2 separate regions of the Mus musculus genome follow, and region 2 is linked to region 1. The links are chromatin loops, found by intact Hi-C in ENCODE. Cell type or tissue: left cerebral cortex. All regions are shown on one strand. Each heading gives the region's core, and the rest is flanking DNA. Links, peaks and the distances in the headings are about the cores only. Region 1 overlaps Arntl (aryl hydrocarbon receptor nuclear translocator-like). Region 2 overlaps Arntl (aryl hydrocarbon receptor nuclear translocator-like).

What was found. Hi-C counts contacts between places; a loop is a spot of excess contacts. Peaks named below come from ENCODE experiments on the same cell type or tissue, not always from the same donor. Only the 100,000 strongest peaks of a DNase experiment are listed, where the experiment ranks them.
Region 2: it touches region 1 in a loop (6-fold over the local background); 5 of 42 quality-filtered maps call a loop at or near these places.

Annotation. Positions count from the first base shown.
Region 1 is chr7:113,249,559-113,252,365 of GRCm38, forward strand. All of the region lies in intron 2 of Arntl (aryl hydrocarbon receptor nuclear translocator-like), which reads left to right. The region is part of intron 2 of Gm33721 (a long non-coding RNA gene); the gene reads right to left. Among named protein-coding and RNA genes, the nearest start is that of Gm33721, 11 kb to the right of the region's middle. In left cerebral cortex, for the core only: a CTCF peak has its summit at 1,327 (motif pointing left); DNase peaks (open chromatin) are centred at 1,197, 1,743 and 2,094; H3K27ac peaks cover 2,383 bases.
Region 2 is chr7:113,307,059-113,309,865 of GRCm38, forward strand. Arntl (aryl hydrocarbon receptor nuclear translocator-like) reads left to right here. Exons shown (of 20, transcript NM_007489.4): 18 at 1,558-1,651. Among named protein-coding and RNA genes, the nearest start is that of Gm33721, 47 kb to the left of the region's middle. In left cerebral cortex, for the core only: a CTCF peak has its summit at 1,685; DNase peaks (open chromatin) are centred at 810, 1,073, 1,667 and 2,565; H3K27ac peaks cover 884 bases.

The DNA of each region.
Region 1 (2,807 bases), core at 76-2,575:
TTGGGTTGGGAAACGGCAAATTCCAAGGACCTTACCACTGCCAGGCCCAGACTTGCCTGCGGGCCTTTCTTTGGAACTGTTCCAGAGAACCGTGGAGTAGCCTGCTGTTGCTAACAGCGACGGCTATGATGACTGTCACCACCAGAGAGGAGGCCCAGAATTCTCCACCCTGCTCCGGCTGTGGTTGTCAGTGCTTCTGAAGATGGGTCGGGACCTGGATTTGGGTTGCAGGAGCTGAGCCTGGCGTATATTAATTAGGTGGTTGATGGAAAAGTTCTTCCTGACGAGTGGGTTCCTCCTCAAAGGTTGTTACTCTTTGCTGCTTCTAGATTCTAAAAGCCGTGGGTGCTCACTGTAGAAGCAGGGTTGGAATGTTGCATGCCTGGCTTTCAAATTCATCCCCATTGCTTACTAAAGATGAGCAGACAGGCACCCTCCCTGAACTTTGCTTTATCCCATTGTGCACAAAGACCAGTTTCATAGCATTGCATGGGGGCTCTCCTGTTCCAGACCCCTGCTGAGGTCTGTGCACATGCTCATTTCCTCTGTGGGTATGTACAGAGTACTCACTGAAGGCCAGAGATGTTGCCGTGACTCTGCCGAGGGAACCAAGCAAAGCAGAGAGAGTGTCTCTGACCTAATGCTCAGGGGCTAAGAGCAAACACTCATATGTACATGTTAACAGTTAATAGATAATAGAACCCTGTGACACATACAATGGTGGAAAGGACCACTTTGGTTTGAGGCCTCTCTGAAGGGGTTCAGTGCTTTGTGGCCCCCGCTTCCCAGCATTCCTGGAGGTCCACTTCGAAACCCTGTCCCTATAACTATATTGGTCTACACTATGAGTTTTGGGAGCCGGCCCACATTAACACCTCAGTTCTCTTTTGAGAGGTGCCAGCTCACCAAGAGGCTGCCATTCAGAGTGGATCCTTCCCTTCTGGGGTGGGAACTGGCTCCCAGAGCATCTCACTGGCCTCAGATGATGCCCTTTGAGTCCACACCCAAGTGAGCCACCAGCGAGCAGGGAGCCTCCTGTTGGGAGGCAGATTGCTTCTATTCTAGCCTGAGCTCATTTTGCTCCACACTGCTTGGAGCATCCTGGTTTCTAAGGAGCTGGAAGTAATCTCAGTGACACATGGCGCTCACAGACTGCTTCTTAGGCAGTCCTTTAAGGGCTCTGCAGTCTGGTGAATGCCAGAAAGCACTGATGTTTGAGCTGCTAATCAGTAAACCCAGGACCCTGCCCCATGCACCACTGCTTAGGGTGTGGTGAGGACTTGTTGAAGGACCATTTGAGTCTCTGCACTGGGTAGTGGTGCCCCCTGCTGTTCACGAAGCAGCTGTACAGCAGGGCCTGCAGTATCTGACTCACCTGTCATGTTGACAGCTGACCTACTTTTGTTTGACCTTGATTTGTTGAACACAATTAGAAATGCTGCTGGGACTGCACTTCGGCTGCCTGATTTTAAAAGTCTCAGTGTGACAGCCCTCCATCTTAAATGGACACCCAGCCCAGGCCAAAGGATGGTTGGGCGCATAGTGAGTTTTGCAGTAACCTTTGAATTGTAATTCTATCACAAGGAAAAGGCTTAATTCAGGAACACAGATCTGTTATTTGGGACTGGCTGTGAGGCCAGAGCAGCAGGCCTGGATTCCTTGCTACAGGCAGCTTAATCAGGAAATGGCCTAGATGGCTGCCTTTCAAGTAGGTCCTTGCAGTAGCTTGGCAACAGGCACAGGGTCATAATTGGAAGAATTTGGCTCTGAGTGTCTGTGGGTGTTTACAGTGCACTATAGGGCAGGGCTTCTCTTATTTATAGAATATTTAGAGCACCGAGCAGCAGAAGGCTGAAAAGCCACTAAATCTCAATTTAATTTTAACAAATTCTATCTTTCCCTTCATCCCAGAAGGAAGACTGAGTTATTAAAAAAACAGTTAAAAAAATCACTGCAAAGCTTGCAGAATCTAATTATGGGGTTGCCAGCATCAGCCTGCAGCCACTCTCGAAGGGCTTTGTAAATCAGCTGTCCATTGAGTCTGTGAACTTACATGACTTCGGTTCTTCATTTAGATGTAGAGTGAAAGTATTGGCAAGTGAGGACTGATCAGGAAAAACTTCTGGTCTAAATCAGGAGACAGAAGGGATAAATATAGCGTGGCGCACTTCTGCGTCCTCGGAGGGAGATAAAAATCACTCTTCATTGTCCCTTATACTTAGCTGCACACACACACACACACACACACACACACACACAGATCCCAATATTCTAACCACCCATTTCAGGAGTCTGGCTCATTGCAGCAGCAGATCTGTGCCACCCTGAGGAACCACTGGGGTTGTGTTGTCTTGTGGGCCCAGCACTGGGTGAATGTTACCCTGTAGTCTCAGGAAGCCCAAAGCCTGTGCATTTTTGGCTGTGGTCTTGTAGCTAAAGCCAGGAGGATCTGCAGAGACCCTCAGGTTCAGTCCCACCATACTGTAATCACTATTCCAGAGGGGATGCTGCCCAGATTAAAGTAAGTCACAGCAGAAGGGGTACTGGGGTGGGGGGAGCTCCAAGCTTCCTAAGCTCCCAACAGTGCCCTTTTGTGTGACAGACACTCAGGACCAATGACTAAACTGATTTGTGTTTTGCACCTCTGGGGGTGGAGTGGGGGTCACAATCCTAGAAGACAAAGACACTAAGGGAGTTGAATAGTTTTGATGGGTAGGAAGAATGAGTTACAATGGACACCATTAGTCATGTGCTAGGGATGACAAGAATGGGAATTCTGACAAAGGTGACTTCGGTTGATCCTTGAC
Region 2 (2,807 bases), core at 129-2,628, 58 kb after region 1:
ATCGGCTTCAGACCAGCCACTGGGCTCTGAACATGGTATCAGAATGATCTTAAAATCCTTTCGTATATTTTCTTTGTGATAATAGGAATTCATGGATTAAGGCAAGCAAGGGTTTTGAACTTGGTCTCAGCTAAGGTTTACAGTAAAGGTAGGTGCTAAAAAGTCAGGAGTGTAGGTGCTAAAAAGTCAGGAGTGTAGGTGCTAAAAGTCCGGACTGCTCAGTCTGCGAGCAGTGTGAATAGTGTTCAGGGCACTCTAACTGGCCAGACTTCCTGAAGGAAGGAAGCACAGACCTCTAAAGGGAGAGGGTTAAGACTCCTACTGCATAATCCCAAGCAGTTTGGACTATACGGATTTTCCAAGATGCCGTTCACTGTAGGATACTGAGCAGATATCCAAAATGCTGTGCTATGCTTTGTGGAAGCTCACTAGAATAGGGATAGACGAAGGGGGTGTGCTTCCTAACTCAGTTCTGTCCTATAGAGAAATCAGCATCTAGAACCAGGCGCTGAGGGTAAAGAGGAATGGGAAGAAAGCAGTTCCAGGATGGGGAACCTGGGAAAGGTGGCTGCACAGGCCTGCATCCTAAGGAGTCAGTGTTGGGTGAAACTCGTCCGTTTCTGGGTTTCTAGCCGTCTGCATGTATGTGGTGTCCATGATCGAGCTGTATCTGAGTTTGAGGAGTTTCTAGTCTAGGAGACAGAAAACCTGTTTTCTCACAAATCGTCAATGCAGGCCAGGAGCCAATTCTTAGATGTAGACACTTTAGCCGCCCGAACCAGCCTGTGTTCATCATGGAGGCGCTGAAAGCCTGGTGCTAACAGAGCTGCCTCCATACTCCCCACACTCTGGCTCCAGCTTGGATGGGAGCAAGGACTCCTGAAAGCACAACTAGCACATAAACTCTTGCTCCAAGCCACAGCTTCTCTCCCTAGGGTCGCCAGCCTCACAGATGTGGTTACAGTTCTGAGTCTCCTAACCTACGGTAGTGGGAGAGTCTGAAAAAATCCCAGATCCATCTTTAACCGCTCACTATCCAAGAAGGCTGCTACTGTTTACCGACTGCTTGTCTCCTTTGAAAGTGTGCCTGCCCTGCACTGCTACCTTCCGTTTCCTAGGGACACTCATTAGTAAACGTTGCTCTACATCCAATTCATGATAGCAAAGATGGTGGCTAAACTTCTGAGGGCTCCAGCTCACCTGTATTCTATGAAGAAATAAAGCTGGCCCCTTCAAATTAATCAACCTGAATCCAAACTCTAATCCAAAGGCTTTGACAGTTATTGCTTTTGGAGTCTATATATTCTAGATCAGATACATGTAGAACAATCCAGCTTTGGAATAAGGCTTTCTTTATTGGAGCACAGCTGCACTTATGTATTACATGCAGCCTGCTGTGACTGAGACCATATAGCCTACAGAGCCGAGCTATTTGGCCCTTATAGAACATCTGCTAGTCCTTACCCTAGCTCCTTATTCTCCGTACCCTAGCACCTCCCCAGCCCCACTGCCCCTCTAAAGGCCTTGTAACTATCGTAACCAGCTCTTCTCTAACAGGATAAGAGGGTCATCGCCTTCCAGCTGTGGCTCCAGCCCGCTGAACATCACAAGTACGCCTCCCCCTGATGCCTCTTCTCCAGGAGGCAAGAAGGTAAGCATGATGGCTTAGACTAAGAGGGCCTCTGCCCACATCCTGAAACCCTAGAGGCTGGACTACAGAATTGCTGGGATTTCTTGTATAAGTCAAGACATTCTTTCTCCTTAAAATGAGCACACTTGTGTGCAGCTGGGACTTAGGGCGGCTTGCTGACTTGCTGGGTGTGTGTGTGTGTGTGTATGTGTGTGTGTGTGTGTGTGTGTGTGTGTACTCTGTGCATTTGGGAAAGCAGGAAGAATATTCTGAGGAAAGAGGAACTTCATTCTTTTTAAGGGCACAATTAAAGACTTCCTCCTTTAGGGGCAGGATTAAGAAGGACCCATAGGACCTTACTGCCAGGGATTTCAAGCGAATGGATACTAGTTAGTAAAAGCAAAGGTATTAGCCATACATCGAAAGTCAAGCCAGGCTTTGTAGCTGAACATTTGGAGATCTGTCACCAAAATATGTCTCTATGATGTGATAGTAGCAGCCTCAAGTACTTCATCAATCACCAACCCTCATGAAGATGACACTATAGAGATTTATAGAGGTCTGGAAAACACCTATTTTCCTCTTTACTAGAGAATTTGCAAAGCTATGTAAATTATACTATTTTAAGTTAAAAATCTAATAATAGCACCCAGGATCAGGATGGCACAAGGAACTTTGTACGTCATCCCCCATCTCCTAGACACACACAGAGACTACTAGGAATGAACTCAGGTGTGATTCTCAAGAGACAAATAAATACCAGAAGCAAAGCAGAACTTTTCAAAGCTGGGCTCCTTACAGGCCCAGGTTAATCAGGTCTGGTGCTGTCAGGATGGGTGAGGGGGTGGCTGAGATGAGAGGAGGAAGGGCAACTGACTCTGCTTGATGTGAGTCTTCAGCAGGTTTCTATTTGAAAAGGGTTTTGATTCCTCCAGGAAATTGAAAAGCCAGCCAATTAATGGGTAAAAGCGCCATCATAGTTTGAAGCCTGGCTTTGTCACGTGCTAGTTATGCAATTGCTCATACCTTCTAAACTCCCAGTTTCCTTATTATGGGGCTGATATTGGCAGGAGAGCAGTGGTCTCTGTCCCTGAAGTTCTGTATGACAGTGAATGTGCAAGTGCCTGGCCCTTGGGACTGATTAAGAAAATATCAGCAGTAATGTGGCCTGCAAACC